2 separate regions of the Mus musculus genome follow, and region 1 is linked to region 2. Evidence: chromatin loops called from intact Hi-C (ENCODE). Cell type or tissue: left cerebral cortex. All regions are shown on one strand.

The links. A loop is a pair of places that touch in the nucleus more often than their neighbours do. Peaks named below come from ENCODE experiments on the same cell type or tissue, not always from the same donor. Only the 100,000 strongest peaks of a DNase experiment are listed, where the experiment ranks them.
Region 1: it touches region 2 in a loop (2.9-fold over the local background); 11 of 42 quality-filtered maps call a loop at or near these places.

The regions. Positions count from the first base shown.
Region 1 is chr16:87,400,496-87,408,495 of GRCm38, forward strand. Ltn1 (listerin E3 ubiquitin protein ligase 1) reads right to left here. Exons shown (of 30, transcript NM_001081068.1): 17 at 5,031-5,190; 18 at 3,511-3,615; 19 at 1,531-1,673. Among named protein-coding and RNA genes, the nearest start is that of Gm25896, 15 kb to the right of the region's middle. In left cerebral cortex, a CTCF peak has its summit at 4,730 (motif pointing left); a DNase peak (open chromatin) is centred at 4,737.
Region 2 is chr16:87,467,255-87,475,254 of GRCm38, forward strand. It overlaps Usp16 (ubiquitin specific peptidase 16), which reads left to right. Exons shown (of 18, transcript NM_024258.2): 6 at 2,421-2,608; 7 at 3,100-3,195; 8 at 4,458-4,588; 9 at 4,827-4,914; 10 at 5,853-5,931; 11 at 7,328-7,419. Among named protein-coding and RNA genes, the nearest start is that of Usp16, 16 kb to the left of the region's middle. In left cerebral cortex, no CTCF peak of the experiment used is centred here; a DNase peak (open chromatin) is centred at 3,552.

The sequences.
Region 1 (8,000 bases), 67 kb before region 2:
CATTTTAAACCCCGTCTAAGACCAACAGCAGTCTGCGCTGGAAAGCTAAACATGTAAGACACACGATGCTAACTCTTCTAAAGCAGCTTGAGCCTGGTGTGGTGCCTGCTCCTGCAATCCCAGCACTTCAGAGGTGGAGGCGGGAGGATGCTGGTATCCAGACCAGACTGGACTACACACAAGACTGTGTCCGTAAGTAAATTAACAAAAATAAGCACATCTATGTCAAAGGTACTTTCCTAAAGAGTCAGCAGATGAGCGCCTCAGCACTCTGGGCAGAGCTGTGTCTCCATGCCCACAGAGCAGCAAATGCACAGCACTGGACTTCACACGAGCCTAGTCTACCTTTGTATACAGAAGCCTTGTACTGAACTTTCAAAAACAAACAACAAAGACACAGCTATAGAGTAAAACGTTAAATAAAGTAGGAAATAGAACATGTAGAATTATAGAATTAATACACTCACTCAAAAGGCACATATGCTTTGTGGCAAGCTTTTACATTACAAGATGTCGAACTTCATAAAGTAAAATACAAAATGAAAATTTTAAAGCATTTTAAATTATTCTACCATAAAAACACAAAGTCTACTTTGAAAGCCAAAATCTTTCTTGAGCAGTGCCCAAATGAATAACTTTAAAAATGGCTTATGTGAGTGAGGCTACACCAAGCAGCTCACTAACTTCACTCCTAGAGGACCCTACAATTTCAAAACTCATTTTCTTATTATCTAACATCCTTTGCTCCCAACTCTTACCTTAAATGTCGGCTAAAGTGAACTATCTGCACTCATTCTGGGCTCCAGGAATGCTCTTTGTAAACCACATTCACACTCAAACATGTACATTGTGATCCACATACATGCTCAAACATGGACATTCAACATCACACTTAAGGGATTTCTTCTTGGGAAATTAGCATTGATGCTGGGCAGCACTGGAAACTCCCTCCTTTCTGCCATTTCCATAGCAGTACACAATGCTCTCTGCTACAATCAATTACAACAGGACGTAACATGGCTTCTGTTTTCTCTACAACAGGAACTGCATGGAGATGCTTATTAAATCAATAAACACATGAGCCAGCATAGTGCAGAGTTCAAAAACTTTAAATTACCACAAAACTATTCTTTTACCTTTATCTGTTCAATCGTTGGTTGACTCGGGAGAAATGAGGCACAGCTTTAACAAGCTATCCAGGTGGAAGATTAAGGAGATAGCTGCTCAGTGGGAGAGTGCTTGCCTAGCACGCACAAGGCCCTGGATACCCCAGTACCACATGACGAACTGCCATAGGTGAAGAGAACGATTATGGGCACTTCTGGATATAAATTCTCTCCCAAGGCTCTAGCACTTCTGCTCAAATGCGCTCCATCATAACAACTATCAACCTGCCGGGTAACAGAACTACAAGGTGGGAAGGAATGAGCTCAAGGGCACTTGGCCATTGTCCCTCTGTATTTAATACTAAGAAATCCTCCTCTAATCTCAAGAAACAATTAAAATGTAGAATGTTGCCCAGTGACTTACCATTAATACTGCAAAGGTCTTCTTTAGTCCAACCCAAAAAAGCGGGTATACACTGAGCACTAAATTCCTTCTTTTCTTCTTTAGACAAGAATGGACAGAGACTTTGAATGGTATGCAAACTACCTTCTGTTAGAGGGAAGAAACTGTTAAGAGAGAAAACATTACTTACAGTTATTCTATGTGCAAAATGATGTTATCCAGACTATTCAAAAGGAAAATAAGTTCAATGCATAAATACTTGTCCAGAAAAAAGGAACCAACAGACTATAGCTGCTAATTCCACATTTTTTATTTTTTATTTTTATTTTGATGGTTTTTATCTTTGCTGCTTATTTCTCATTTTTGAGATGAACATTTATAATTTTTCTAGGGTCTGACGATTTTTATCTTTAACTGTTATACAAGTGGGCTGGACTGCAAACAGCCTAATAGTGGGATGTGTTTGTGCAGCATTCACAAAGCCATGGGATCAATGTATAACATCAAAAAAACTAAACAAGTAAGAACCCAAAATGTACTATGCAGAGTGGTACCAATGAGTAAAACAGGCCATACAGAGCAGTAAGGTTTATTTTGTTTTGTTTTTTCTTTTATTACTTCCTATAAGTGAATCAATCTACCTCAAATAAAATTGCTTATTTTTTAAATAAGATTTAAGAAACTGAAATCTAGTTCGCCCACACAGCATTCTAGGTAAGTCAGAAATTCAAAGTGCTTGTTGGTAAGCCTCAGCCAAGCACTAATGGGAAAGCTGAGCTTCCCCACATAGCCACAATCTGCTTGTCTTACACATTTCCTGTACTCTGGCAGGCACTTTCACACAGTGGTCCTTAACTTAAGAAAAGAGGAGGGCTACAGAGATGGCCTAGTGGTTCAGAGCTCACACAGAAGACCCCAGTTCAGTTTCCAGCACCCATATGGCTGTTACAATCACCTGTAACCTCAGTTCCAAGAAATCCAATGCCCTTTTCTGGACTCCATGGGCACCAGACACCCATGTGGCGCACATACATCCTTGCAGGCAAACACATGAAAGAGTTCAATGAGTCTGGGGGGAAAAGTGGAGGTTGTAAGACCAGGAAGCCACAGAAAGGAGACCAAAAAGGGAGCTATTAACAAAAGGAAAAAAGAGGAGCATTTTTTTCTACTTCCATGCAACATATAAGGTGGTAAGTTTTCCAATCGGAAGATTTATTTTATGTGTACTGGTATTTTCCATGACTGGTGCCTTCAGAGACCCAAAGTGGGTGTCAGATCCTCTGGATCTGGGGTTACAGGTGGTTGGGAGCCATCACCTGGGTACTGGGAACTGAATCCAGGTCCTCTGAAAGAGCAACAAATGCTCTTAACTACTGAGTCATCTCTCTAGCTCCCTACCAAAGGAATTCCAAGAAAATTAGGCTTATAAATTTTTTTTCTGAAATAAGTATAAAATTTCATGAAGCATCCAGTTAGAAATGCTTCATTCAAAAAAAAAGAAAAACAAAGCAACAACAAAAAACCCGTTAGTTCCAGCACTCAAGCAGTTGAGGCAGGCAGACTGGTGGACCCAGGTGGACCAGGGCAACATAGTGAGTCCCTGTCTCATAACACAACAAACATGTCTCCAATCGAAGCCATTCAAATCTGTCAGTCTTTTTGTTTTTTAAGATTTATTTATTTATTGTATATGAGTACACTGAAACTGTCTTTAGACACACCAGAAGAGGACACCAGATCTCATTACAGATGGTTGTGAGCCACCATGTAGTTGCTGAGATTTGAACTCAGAACCTCTGAAAGAGCAGTCAGTGCTCTTTAGCCGCTGAGCCATCTCTCCAGCCCAAGTCTGTCAGTCTTTAATTCTCATTTCCTTAATTCAATCCCCTCATTCCCAAACCTTGCTTTTTTGATGCACTACACTGTTCACTAACCACAGATGGCCAAAGTAACCCACTCTAATAATAAACTGCAGAGTGGAAACATAGTAACTAAGGGTACCTTTCTTTTCTTTTATAGTATGGTTTCACTTCATCAGATGAAATACTTCGGGAAAGGATCAACTTAGCAATAATAAGAGACCAAAGTGTGCCATTTTTTCTAGATCTAAAAAAAGAAGCAAAACATGAATGTTAAATATAGCTATACAGATAGAGATTGGATTAATCATTCTGAAAATTGTTAAGATTTAAAACACTGAGTATCTGGATTCCTTCTATAAAATTAAATAAATTTGGATCACTAAGTCATTCCAAACTTCAAACTCAACTGCCACTAATTATCCAAGGACAGGGAGTGTAGCTAGTTCTTCACAACTGGAACTGAGCTCTCAGTCCCAGGTAATAGCAACGGGCCTCAAGAGCCAATAGGAGAGAGAGGCCCTTAAACATCTCACTTGAAGACCAGAAGCCACATCTGGGAAGGACTGTCTCGCAGAGAATAACTGAGTCTCAGTGAAGGACAAAGAAGCACTATGAAATGCAGAGGGAGCTGTGAGTATCTGGGGTTGGCTTTTCTCTTCTTCTGTTTTCTTTTCTGAGGCAGGGTCTCACTATATAGACTTGGCTACCTGGATCTTGCCATGCAGACCGAACTGACTCTAACTCACAGGACCTGCCTGCCTCTATCTCCCTTCTGCATCCCTATGACCAGCAAGCTGTGTTAGTATGGATGGGTGTTCCAGAGGAAGTCTGGTACCCTCATACTGTAAAGCATATTCAGAATACTGGTAAACTAAAACAAAATAACTGTCATTTGCCGGGTGTGGTGGCGCACGCCTCTAATCCCAGCACTCGAGAGGCAGAGGCAGGCGGATTTCTGAGTTCGAGGCCAGCCTGGTCTACAGAGTGAGTTCCAGGACAGCCAGGGCTACAAAGAGAAACCCTGTCTCAAAAATAAAATAAAATAAATGTCATTCAACATCTAACTACCATAATGCTACCAGAACTATTTTCATAGTCCATTTTCTTCATCTGAGGAAGAGAAACTCATAGCTACAACATTGCAGGTGCAATTAAAATACAAAAAGTAATGGGAAGATCAATCACATGTAACAAATGAAAACAATGTCTTCAGCCACCATAGACTCATGTGTTTGAATACTTGGCCCATAGGGAGTGGCACTATTAGGAGGTGTGGCCTTGTTAGAGGAAGTGAGTCCCTGTGGAGGCGGGGCTTTAAGGTCTCATGCTCAAGCTATGCCCAGTATGGTAAAGTCGCCCTCTGCTGGCTTTGGATCAAGGTGTAGAATTCCTAGCTCCTTCTCAGCTCCTTGCCTGCCTGTATGTTGTCATGCTTCTCATCATGAGGATAGTGGACAAACTGTAAGCCAGCCCGGATTAAATGTTTTCCTTTGTAAGAGCTATCTTAGTCACAGTGTCTTTTCACAGCAATAAAACCCAAACTAAGACACCATTAAAAGGGCTTTAGATCAACACTCTGATTGAAACAAAAGCACAAACTGGGTTTACATCTTATGGATGGGAAAGCCAATTTTAAAACAAATTGAAAGGGCGTCTTACCTGTCAAATAACAGCTGCAAGAGGCTAGAAGTCTCACTAAGTACAGATAAGTTGCTGTAAGTTATATTCATTTTTTGAAGGATTCCACAAAATCCACTTAGGAAAGATGGCGCATTGTCGAGTTCTTCACACCACTGCAGTGAATACAGCAGCTCTGCAACTAAGAGAATGGACACAGCCAGTTATCAAAGGCACACACTGTACAGAACCCAAGCTGACTCAACTGTCTTGTACTATCTAAGCTTGTGGAAAGTTAAGTTTCAAGCTCTCCCTTGTCTCCTCCAAAACTTGTCAAGGGGCAAGCTGGCTTCCTACCTCTGTACCAAGGAGAAAGTCGGTAAGCAGGTGAGGGCACTGAGAACATGGCAGTGAACAAGGAGAAAGCTATCTGTCTCCACAATGTAATTATTGTTTAATTCCACACCCTAAAAATGACTGCAATGGGAAAAGGACGCTAGTTGCTCATTCATGGAGAGAGGGGACCACGACAAGGCTCCACTGGGTCTCCTCTTGAGTTGATGGTAGCTGGACGGATAGATGACATTCCGTGCCTGCTTGGATGGTGCTACTTGATGCCATCATTCTTTGCTATGCAGGCCTTACTGGGGCGACACTGTTCTGATCAAGGCTAAACAGGAACTCAACTCACGACGCAGTTGGGTTTCCCCAGCTGACGTCTGCTGGATATTTGTAAACTTAATTTGAAGATGTTACCTTCTGTTTACTCTCTGGATGCTGGGACTGCTGAGTGTGATGACATTTTGCTAACTATCTGCTACTTCCATCGGGTACTTGTTGTAGAAGACATGGTGGCTAGCCCTTAGAGCATTTTCACCTGTCTACCCAATTCTAACAGCTGTGCTCACCATACAAACAATAACAACAACAACAAAATGAAAGTGACAACAGCTGTTTGTCATAAACCAGTACACTAACCCTAATCCTAACCCTGGGGTGTGGTGTCTTGTACCTACAGTCCCAGGCACCAGAGAGGCTGGAGTGAGAGAAATTAGAGACCAATTTGGTCATTCAGTGAGGCCCCATATCAAAACAAATACCACCCCTCTTCTGAACACAGCCCTAATTTACTAGACATTGAAGAAAGTGCTAGCGATTACTGTAGTGCACCTGGCAAGTTATAAAAGGTAAAAGAAACTGGGCCAAGAGTGGAGATAGCACACACCTTCAATCCTGACACTCAAGAGGAAGAGGCAGGCAGATCTCAGTGAGTTCAAGGTTAGGATGGGCTACAAAAAAAAAAAAAGCCAATAAAAAACAAAAACAACAAAGTAAGGGCAGAGCCATGGTTCAGCAGTTAAGAGCACTTGCCATGTTTGGTTCCTAGCACCCATGCCAGATAGCTCACAGCCACAACCTACAGCTGTAACTCCAACGGTCCAAGTTCTTTGGCCTGGACCCACACATACTTAAAAATAAAAACAAGCCGGGCGGTGGCGCACGCCTTTAATCCCAGCACTCGGGAGGCAGAGGCAGGCGGATTTCTGAGTTCGAGGCCAGCCTGGTCTACAGAGTGAGTTCCAGGACAGCCAGAGCTACACAGAGAAACCCTGTCTCAAAAAAAAAAAAAAACCAAAAAACAAAAACACAGAAAAAAAAAACAAACCTAAGAGGTTCCAAGACCTTAGACAGGAGCTTCATGCCCATTTGGCAAAAACAGGATGCAATGTAAACTACAAAAGTAAACATGGGAATGTGATGGCGCATGCCTTTGATCTCAGCACTTGTGGTGAACACAGGAAGATCTCTGTGAGGCCAGCAAGGGTAATTAGTAAGACCCTGTCTCAAAGCAACAACCAAAAAGGAAGCGTGTATCCCAGTAACAGACTGATCCGCATTAAATCTCTTAGGGCTGTTAGGATAAAAGGACCGAGTCTAGGACAAACTTCACAATCACAGCTTTGTAGCACTGAGATAGCTAAAACTTCTTTAAAATCGCATGTGGGTCATGGAGTCGGGAGTCTTGAAATCTAATCGTACCTTAACAAACACTCACTGAACAGCAAGAACAAGTACAGCCTTTAGCTGAGAGCTATCCCTTATGTAGAAATAGTAGCTCAGGCCTGTAACCCCAGCAATCTGGGGCAGAGGCAAGTCCATCTTTCTGAGTATCAGTCCAGCCTGGTGTACAGACCAGCTATGGCTATACACTGGGACCCTATCTCAAAAACCATCAATCAACCAATAGAGAAAAATGACAATGATTAAATATTTCCATACTAGGTAGGTTAAGGGAAGCTGAGATTTTTGTCTCAAAAGAAAGAAAGAAAGAAGGAAAGAAAGAAAGAAAGAAAGAAAGAAAGAACGAAAGAACGAAAGAACGAAAGAAAGAACGAAAGAAAGGAAGGAAGGAAGGAAGGAAGGAAGGAGGAAGGAAGGAAGGAAGAAAGAAAGAAAGAAAGAAAGAAAGAAAGAAAGAAAGAAAGAAACAAAGAAACAAAGAAACAAAGAAACAAAGGAAGAAAGAAAGGAAAACAAAAAAAAAAAAAGTGGGCAAAGGAGCAAGAGAAATGGCTCACTAGTTAAAAGCTATTGCTGCACCTCCAGTAAGACCTGGGTTCAGTTCCCAGAAGCCATGTCAACCCCCTGAAAACTGCCTGTGACACTAGCTTCAACGGCAGTGTAAAATGGTCTTGTGGCTTCCGGGAGCAACTGCACATACACAAACAGATTAAAATAATGCACCAGCTTAACACACGAACTCATCATCAACGTCTAGCCTTATGTTTGGACAGAGATAGCAATGTACATTAAATGTGGCATTCAATAGTCAAATGAAGTTTCACCTTCCTTTCACAGAACACGTATTCTCTCAAGTGAATGTAAATTTGTTATCTTGAATACTACTGTGTACAGGGCACACCTACAATACTATGAATGGAGAAACTTGCTGAGGTTCGAAATCTTGAGTTTCAATATTTGAGTCCTTCCTTGCTAGTAAAATAATGACAG
Region 2 (8,000 bases):
ACAGAGATGCCCGCACACACAGAGACACACTTGCCCGCACACACAGAAACTAGAAATCATAGTGAGTACTCAAAGGACCTGCCAGTGCGGGAGGAAAGGCTCTCATAAAGCATTAGAAGACAACCTTCAGGAGGATTATTTTGTGTTGGTCATTTACTGCTGGGCATGGGGCCTGCCTTTTTGTTTTCCCAGTGAGGCTGAGTTTCTCATTTTCAAGTGGTTACCAATTGGAGATAGCTACTGGGTTAAGGATTGGGTCATGTGTCTACTTCTACTATGAGAACTGGGACCCCATCTGGTGCAGACCTATCCACTCCCTGTGCTCTGGAATCTCAGGAGATTTGGGTGCCTAAAGGTTGCCTCATAGGGAGTGCGTTGAGACCCTGTCAGGTCTGGCCACGTTGGATCCTAAGTAGAAAGTGTTTCTAGATACTGGGAGTTGACACAAAGAAATAGGGAGGGGCTAACAAGGAAGGATACTGAGAGGGTCCACAAGAGGGAGGGAAGCTGGGTGTGCTATGAAGGTCTGCATGGTCCCCTGGGAATGGGGGGAGAGACGGGAGAGATTACAGCAGATGGTTTACTAAAAGCTGGGGACAAGATGGAATTGGGATTTGAAACTGAAAGACAGCTTGGAGAGTGAAGAGCACCTACCTGGTTCCCTGACTGTCTTGTCCAGTGGATTTCCAGGGAGTGCCTCCTGCTATTGACAGGCTAAGACAAAGGGATGGGGTCGGGGAGGAAAGCTGTAGATCTGCCCAGGCCCCTGGGAATGGAGGTAGACAGGAAAGAGGCTGTAGCAGATAGATGGTCTACAAAGCTGGAGATAAGATTAGGGGATGGCAGTGGAGAACTGGAAGGTGAGTGAGGATTGCTTACCTCATTCCTGGCCTGGCCTGTGTGGGCAGCAGGTTTTGCGGAATGTCTATACAGACTTAACTATACTATAGTGTGATATATTCATAATTGAGAAAATTCAGTCTCTCTGTTAAATAAAATGAGCATACACACACGTTGATTTTTAAACAAAGGAATTTTGTTTTGGAGACTTGGTCTTTTCTAACTCTGGCTACACACAAGCCTGGAAGTCATATAACTCTGTCTGCCTATGCCTCCTGTCTTAGTCAGGGCTTCTATTCCTGCACAGACATCATGACCAAGAAGCAAGTTGGGGAGGAAAGGGTTTATTCAGCTTACATTTTCCACATTGCTGTTAATCACCAAAGGATGTCAGGACTGGAACTCAAGCAGGGCAGGAAGCAGGAGCTGATGGCTTGCTCAGCCTGCTCTCTTATAGAACCAAGACTACCAGCCCAGAGACAGCACCACCCACAAGGGGACCTTCTCCCTTGATCACTAACTGAGAAAATGCCTTACAGATGGATCTTGTGGAGGCATTTTCCCAACTGAAGCTCCTTTCTCTGTGATAACTCCAGCCTGTTTCAAGTTGACACAAAACTAGCCAGTACACCTCCCAAATGCTGGGATTAAAGGCATGTGCCACCATGGCAGCCCGGAGATAGGGTTTTCTGTAGCCAGTACTGATCTTACATATAGTCAAAGAAGGCACTGAGCTTTTGATCCTCCTGTCTTTACCTCTCAAGTAATGGGCTTATAGACACACTATCACTCTTCAGTTTTATGAGGTGCTAGGAATCAAATTCTATGCATAATTTATGCTAGGCAGGCATCTGTCTGTCTATCTACCTACCTATCTACCTACCTACCTACCTGCCTGCCTACCTGCCTGCCAGCCTACCTACCTACCTACCTATCTAGCTATGGTTTTCAAGACTAGGTTTCTATGTATAGCCCTGGCTGTCCTAGAACTAGCTCTGGCCTCAAACTCACAGAAACCCACTGTCTTTGCCTTCTGAGTGCTGGGATTAAAGTGTGTGCCACCCCCCCCACCCCCCTGGCATTTGGCATTTGTGACATTTTCTAATGGTTAGGCTATTAGCTGCTTCCTGAGAATGAAGTGAGCTGGCCTTGTGTGGAGTGTTTGCTTTAAGCTTCTCTAGTTACCTGTGTTGAGAGGTACCTTTTTCAAGGCAGGTTTTTATTGATGTCAGAATTGATTTTTGGTCAGTAGAGTTCATTTAAATACATTATGCTCTCATTTTCTGTGCTCTAATTCTACATGGTAAGATTCATTCATGTACAGGAATATTTATGTAATAAATGGAAGATTTTATATCAGAGCCTATGCTACTTTTACACTTGTCAAACTTGCATATATTATCAGCTCTGAATGTTTATCACTTCTGTGAGCTTACCACTACTTATTGTCAGTCAAATTGATGCCAATAATCGATACTAGTTAAAATGAAAAGTTTTATTGTGGATTTATAGATGTCACTTAACATTTGGCATGGTTATATTCTGTACTTTGCCAAATCCTCTTCTTCTCCTTTTTAAAGCAGAGAAAAATAATGGACACATTGAGCTCGAAAATAAAAAATTGGAGAAAGAGAGTAAAAATGAACAAGAGAGAGAGAAATCGGAAAACCTGGCTAAAGAAACTATTCCCATGGACTCTGCTTCCCAGATAACTGTGAAAGGACTCAGTAATTTGGGGAATACTTGTTTCTTCAATGCAGTTATGCAGGTAACAAAGTTATCTTTTCCCCTAAGCTCTGACACTTAGTGTTGATTTTTATCTTCCCTGTGTGAATTCTGTGTATTCAGTGTAACAAGTGGTTACAACATGCAATAAAACACTGGCAAGCACTGGTGGTAACAGAGTTTCAAACAGTCGTGGCCCTGCTTTCATGAGGCATGACTTTGCATCAGGGAAACACAGGGTAGCCTGGTTCAGAAAGAAGTGTGTAGTTGGAGTGGTAGCAAGTGATGAGAGTTATTGCTGGGATTATTTCCACCCTAGTCCTAGCCGGAGGACGCAGCTCTGAAGTGCTGTGTGCTGAGACCTGATAACATGAGCTGTGGTGTGTGTGGAGAAGAGCTGCAGGCTTTCCTCTCCTAGGTAGAGATCGCAGAGACGCAGTGTTGGTTGTAGTTTTCTGTTTTGGTAGACTAAGCACTTAATGTTTGAATGGCTTGACGATACACTTACCCCTTTGCTTCCATCCTGCTTTGTAGAACTTGTCACAAACGCCAGTGCTTAGAGAACTACTAAAAGAAGTGAAGATGTCTGGAACGATTGTAAAAATAGAGCCACCTGATCTGGCACTAACAGTATGTATTTGATGTGACTTTACGCTTTTATTCTTGAGAGACGGTCTCACGATATACCTCTGTCCTGCAATTCGCTGTGTGAACCAGGCTGGCCTTGAATTTAGAGACCCACTGCTCTGCCTTATGAGTACTGGGATTAAAGGCATGCACCAGTATACCCATCTCCTTATTCTGTATAAGATACAAGATGGTTTCTTGCTATAGCCCTGGCTGACCTAACGGTTCCTTTGTACCTGAGTTTGACCTCATGCCTTGGCAGGCCTTCTGTCTTAGTTTTCCAGTTCTGAGAGTACCTCAGCATGCTGAGCCAGATTTTTAAAATAACTGACCCAGAAAGATTTCTCTGTAGTTAAAGTCCCTTGCTGCCAAGCCTGCTGATGTAAGTTCAGTCCATGTGAATCTCACGGTGGAAGCTGAGAACTGACTTCCCAGATTTTTTTTTCCTGAGTTCCACACTTGTCACAGCACAGCACGTGTACATATTTCAATATACAAAACGAATGCATGTAAAAAATTGTTTTGTAAGTATCTTCTTTATAAATATACATATTCCAAATAAATTATTTTGAGGAATTAAAACTTGTCTCTACCTTCTTGTTTGGTTTTATTTCAGTTTAAGTTAAATAATTTAGAAACACTTTAGGGCTAATAGCTGCTACAAGAACAAGAACTTAATGTTTACTGTCGTTTGCTCTGTTTTCTGTTTTCTGTTTTCTCTCTCATGTTCTGTGTTCTACATTGGGAATGATGATAACTGTGAAGCCGGAGGCCTGCACTGTTGTTTTTAAACATCTTTCCATGTGACTCAAGTGCTGTAGCCAAATGCATTTTACCTTATCTGTTGTTATTAGATAGGTTTTGCTTTTGCTTTCTCAATTCTTAGGTAATAAGGTCCTGGCCATTTCAAACTAAAATAAACTTCAATTTCCCTTTTAAACTTTGTATTTAAATTTGTGTGTGAGGCATGTGCGTGTGCCTGTGACACGGTGTACATACGGAGGTCAGAAGAAAACTTGTGGGTGGATTCTTACCGTCCACGTTTACAGAGTTCTGGGGATCGAACTCAGGTGTCAGTGAGTGCTTCAACCACTGAGCTGTTAGCTGCCCAGAGCTGAAGTTTTGAGCATATAGTTTCCATATCTCTTGATGTACATATTGGATGTTTACATTGGTCAGCTCTGTCACGATCATCGGCTTGTCACGTATTGGTTAAATAAATGATTCCAGTGTTTGACTAGCATTCCCTTTATTCCCATTTGCAGGAACCTTTAGAAGTAAACCTCGAGCCTCCAGGTCCTCTTACTTTAGCCATGAGCCAGTTTCTCAGTGAGATGCAAGAGAACAAAAAGCGAGTTGTGACACCTAAAGAGCTCTTTTCTCAGGTCTGTAAAAAGTGAGTATCCACTTGTTTGTGCTTTCAGTGCGTCAGTGAGATGCTGAGAAAGGTTTATGACAATAGCACCAGCACCAACTGCACCAGCATGGTTCATGCTGATTGAAAAGCAGCAGTTTGTGTGGTAATGAAATCTACCTAGGCTCTTCGTACAGCAGACACAGGTTTGAGAAAACTCTGACACTGTTACTTTAAGACTTTAGTAGACTCATCCTGCTTTTCTGTGTGTTTTCTTTAGAGCAACACGTTTTAAAGGGTACCAGCAACAAGACAGCCAGGAGCTGCTTCGCTACCTACTGGATGGGATGAGAGCGGAAGAACACCAAGTTAGCATACTCTGAGAATCTCGTTTGTAATCTCATGGGCGCACTTGCCGTTTCTGGCCAGTCCCAGAGGCCGCTGTGCTTTTAAACACTTACTTTATACCAGGGTTTCCAGCCAATGTGCTTCTTCATTTGGGACAAGTGAGCAGGATTAGAATGATTCTCGTAAATGGAGATTTTCTGTTGACTGCAGCAATCCCATCTTTAAGGACTCTGATACACTAGACTCCGCGAGGAGAGATGCAGAACACTGGAAAACATTTCTCCCCAGACAGTCCTTGTTGCAGCATACTCTTCCTGAGTATGGCTTACTACAAGTGCTGAGTCTGGGAAGTATTTTCACTTTAGTTAGAGTCAGGAGATGCATTTTTAAACTAAACACTTTTGTTAATTACCAGGATATATAGTGCATTTTGGAGGTATGAGTTTAATTAATTATACTAGTAACAGTAATAATAACTCATTCAGTTTTCCATTTAAACCAGGCAGTTCTGTGTCTCATATGAACTACCTTTTATAGTTCTTGCAGCCATCCTATGAGTAGACTGTTCTATTACTCCGTAGGCTGGTGTAGAAATGTCCCATCCTTAACTCAGGAATGACACAGCAGTAAGTGTTGGGGCTGGCTCTTCTAGCTGCAGCATAGCCTCACTAGCACTGAGTATCTCAATGTTTTCCTGAAGTGGTGGTGTGCCCTAAGAAGCGGTGTTGAATAGGCTTAAGGTCTTGAAATGCTAAGACCATCCCTGTATTCAGAGATTTGCTTTGTAGGCTTAATAGGCATAGGTTTTCTTCAGCTCCTTGAATTAATCTTGAAAATGTGATTATCTCAGTAAATTTGTGGAGCTGCATCTTACTCCTTTCTTTAATTTATTACATATTTTCTAAGGAAAATAACTTTAAAATTTAATAGTGTATATATATTCATTTTATTATTTTAGAGAGTGAGTAAAGGAATTCTTAAAGCATTTGGTAATTCTACTGAAAAATTGGATGAAGAAGTAAAAAATAAAGTTAAAGGTAATGTCTGATTTTTTGAATTAAAACGCTATAGTTGAATTCTTCTGTACCTTAGGACAAAATTACTGGCACATATATTTCAAACCCAGAAATAATTTAATTAAAATTTACCCATGTTATTGTTGAGTTTCAAAAATCAGTCCTCCAGCGGTAAATATTTTGGAAAAGCTTAGCTTGTGATATATTCTTTTTATGCATTAATATATTAAGATCTATAAAGATAGAATTAAGATAGCATCACAATTTTATTTTTCTGAAACTAATTCTAATTAACAGGCAGTAAGTGAATGACACTAGTTTGACTTATCCGTAGCTGGTTATTAATCATAAAGCTGTCTTAGCTCTTGTGTGTCATTTAAGGATTTAGGACGCTCTAGCTCAGGCTGCTCCAGAACTCACAGATCTTTCTGCCTTGGCCTCTTGAGTGCTGGAATTACAGGCATGAGCCACTACACTTGGCTTTGTCCACAGAATTTAATATGATGTTGGCATTCTCCTGCATGCTTTCCTATAAAGTCATAACTGCTTATGTGTAACTGCTGGGCATTTGACACAGGACTGGTGAAACACAAGAAGTACGTTTGATTTTCATTTAAGTTTTGTAAAATGTTAGCTAGCGGTCCCGGTGACCAAGGGTTCCAGTATTAAAGCTCAGGTTCCAGTTACCTCCTAAGAGGTATCTGTGCCTCCTCAGCTTGCCATAGAGCCTGCCTGGTAACAGGACGGTGCCTCTGGCTTCTGCATGTGGGCGAAGACCGCTTGAGTAATGCTTATACACTTCATGTAATTTGAAAATTATGTGACTGGATATTAAAATACTCTCTGACTTTAAGCATGTCAAAAGTATTAATAGGACTGTAGAAAGTCAAATGGAACAATTTGCCTGATAGTTCCCAAGGGTTTTGTATTGTTATGTTTTAAGTATAAAAAAAGTTTATTGTCAGAGCTCATAGACCAAGTTATGGCTATTCTTCTGTTAGACTGCAATCTCCTATCAGTACTGGCTGTCATCAGATGTTAGCGCTGGAACAAGGAGTGATAGGACTGACTAGCAGAGTCTGACCTTGTTGTTTCTGATCATAAGAACAGTCCACTGAGTGGAAGTTTGTTTCCTATTAATAAACAGAAGACAGACAGACAGACAGACACACACACACACACACACACACATGTGCGCACAGACACATATCATTTATAAAAAGGTAATTGTGTTAATTTTGTTCTCAGTGGTAGACTATATACTGTTAACTCCCACAACTTACAAATGTAACACTGGTAATTATGAATAGAAAAAAAACTTTTAGGGACAGGAAATTAAGAATGAAAATTTAGATAAGTTATTTAAACTTTTCCCAATTAACTTTAAGAAATAATTGTAATTCTTTTGTTGTTATAGATTATGAAAAGAAAAAGGCAATCCCGAGTTTTGTGGACCGCATCTTTGGTGGCGAGCTGACTAGTACGATCATGTGTGATGAATGCAGGACTGTAAGTGGGTGTTGTGGGGTGGGCTTGGACACTGAGGACGGACAGACGTATCTAATTAAAGAGGAGCAAGGAGTGTGCCTTTGCCAGGGCTATTTAATTATTGACTACTAGAGTGGTATTGTTGGTTGGTCTTGAGATGAAGTCTTGCTCTGCAGCCCAGGCTGGCTGGGAACTCACCAAAGTTATCCAGCCTCAACCTCTGAGGGCTGGCATTCTAAGTATGTACCTCCATTCCCAACCCACACATGATAGTCTTTTTTGATGTATATGGTTACTCACTGTAAATATATTTATTACCCTTAAAATCTTTAATAAATTGCAATAACTTTAAATTCTTCCCCAACTCATGGTCTTCAAAGTTCTATAATTTTTTTATTTCAAATATTCTTTTTTTTTCAAAGATTAATTTATTTTATGTATGTGAGTACACTGTAACTTTCTTTAGACACACCAGAAGTGGGCAGATCCCATTACAGATGGCTGTGAGCCACCATGTGGGTGCTGGGAATTGAACTCAGGAGCTCTGGAAGAGCAGTGAATGTTCTTAACCGCCCCCTTCAAAGTCTCTTAATCCTTTGCTT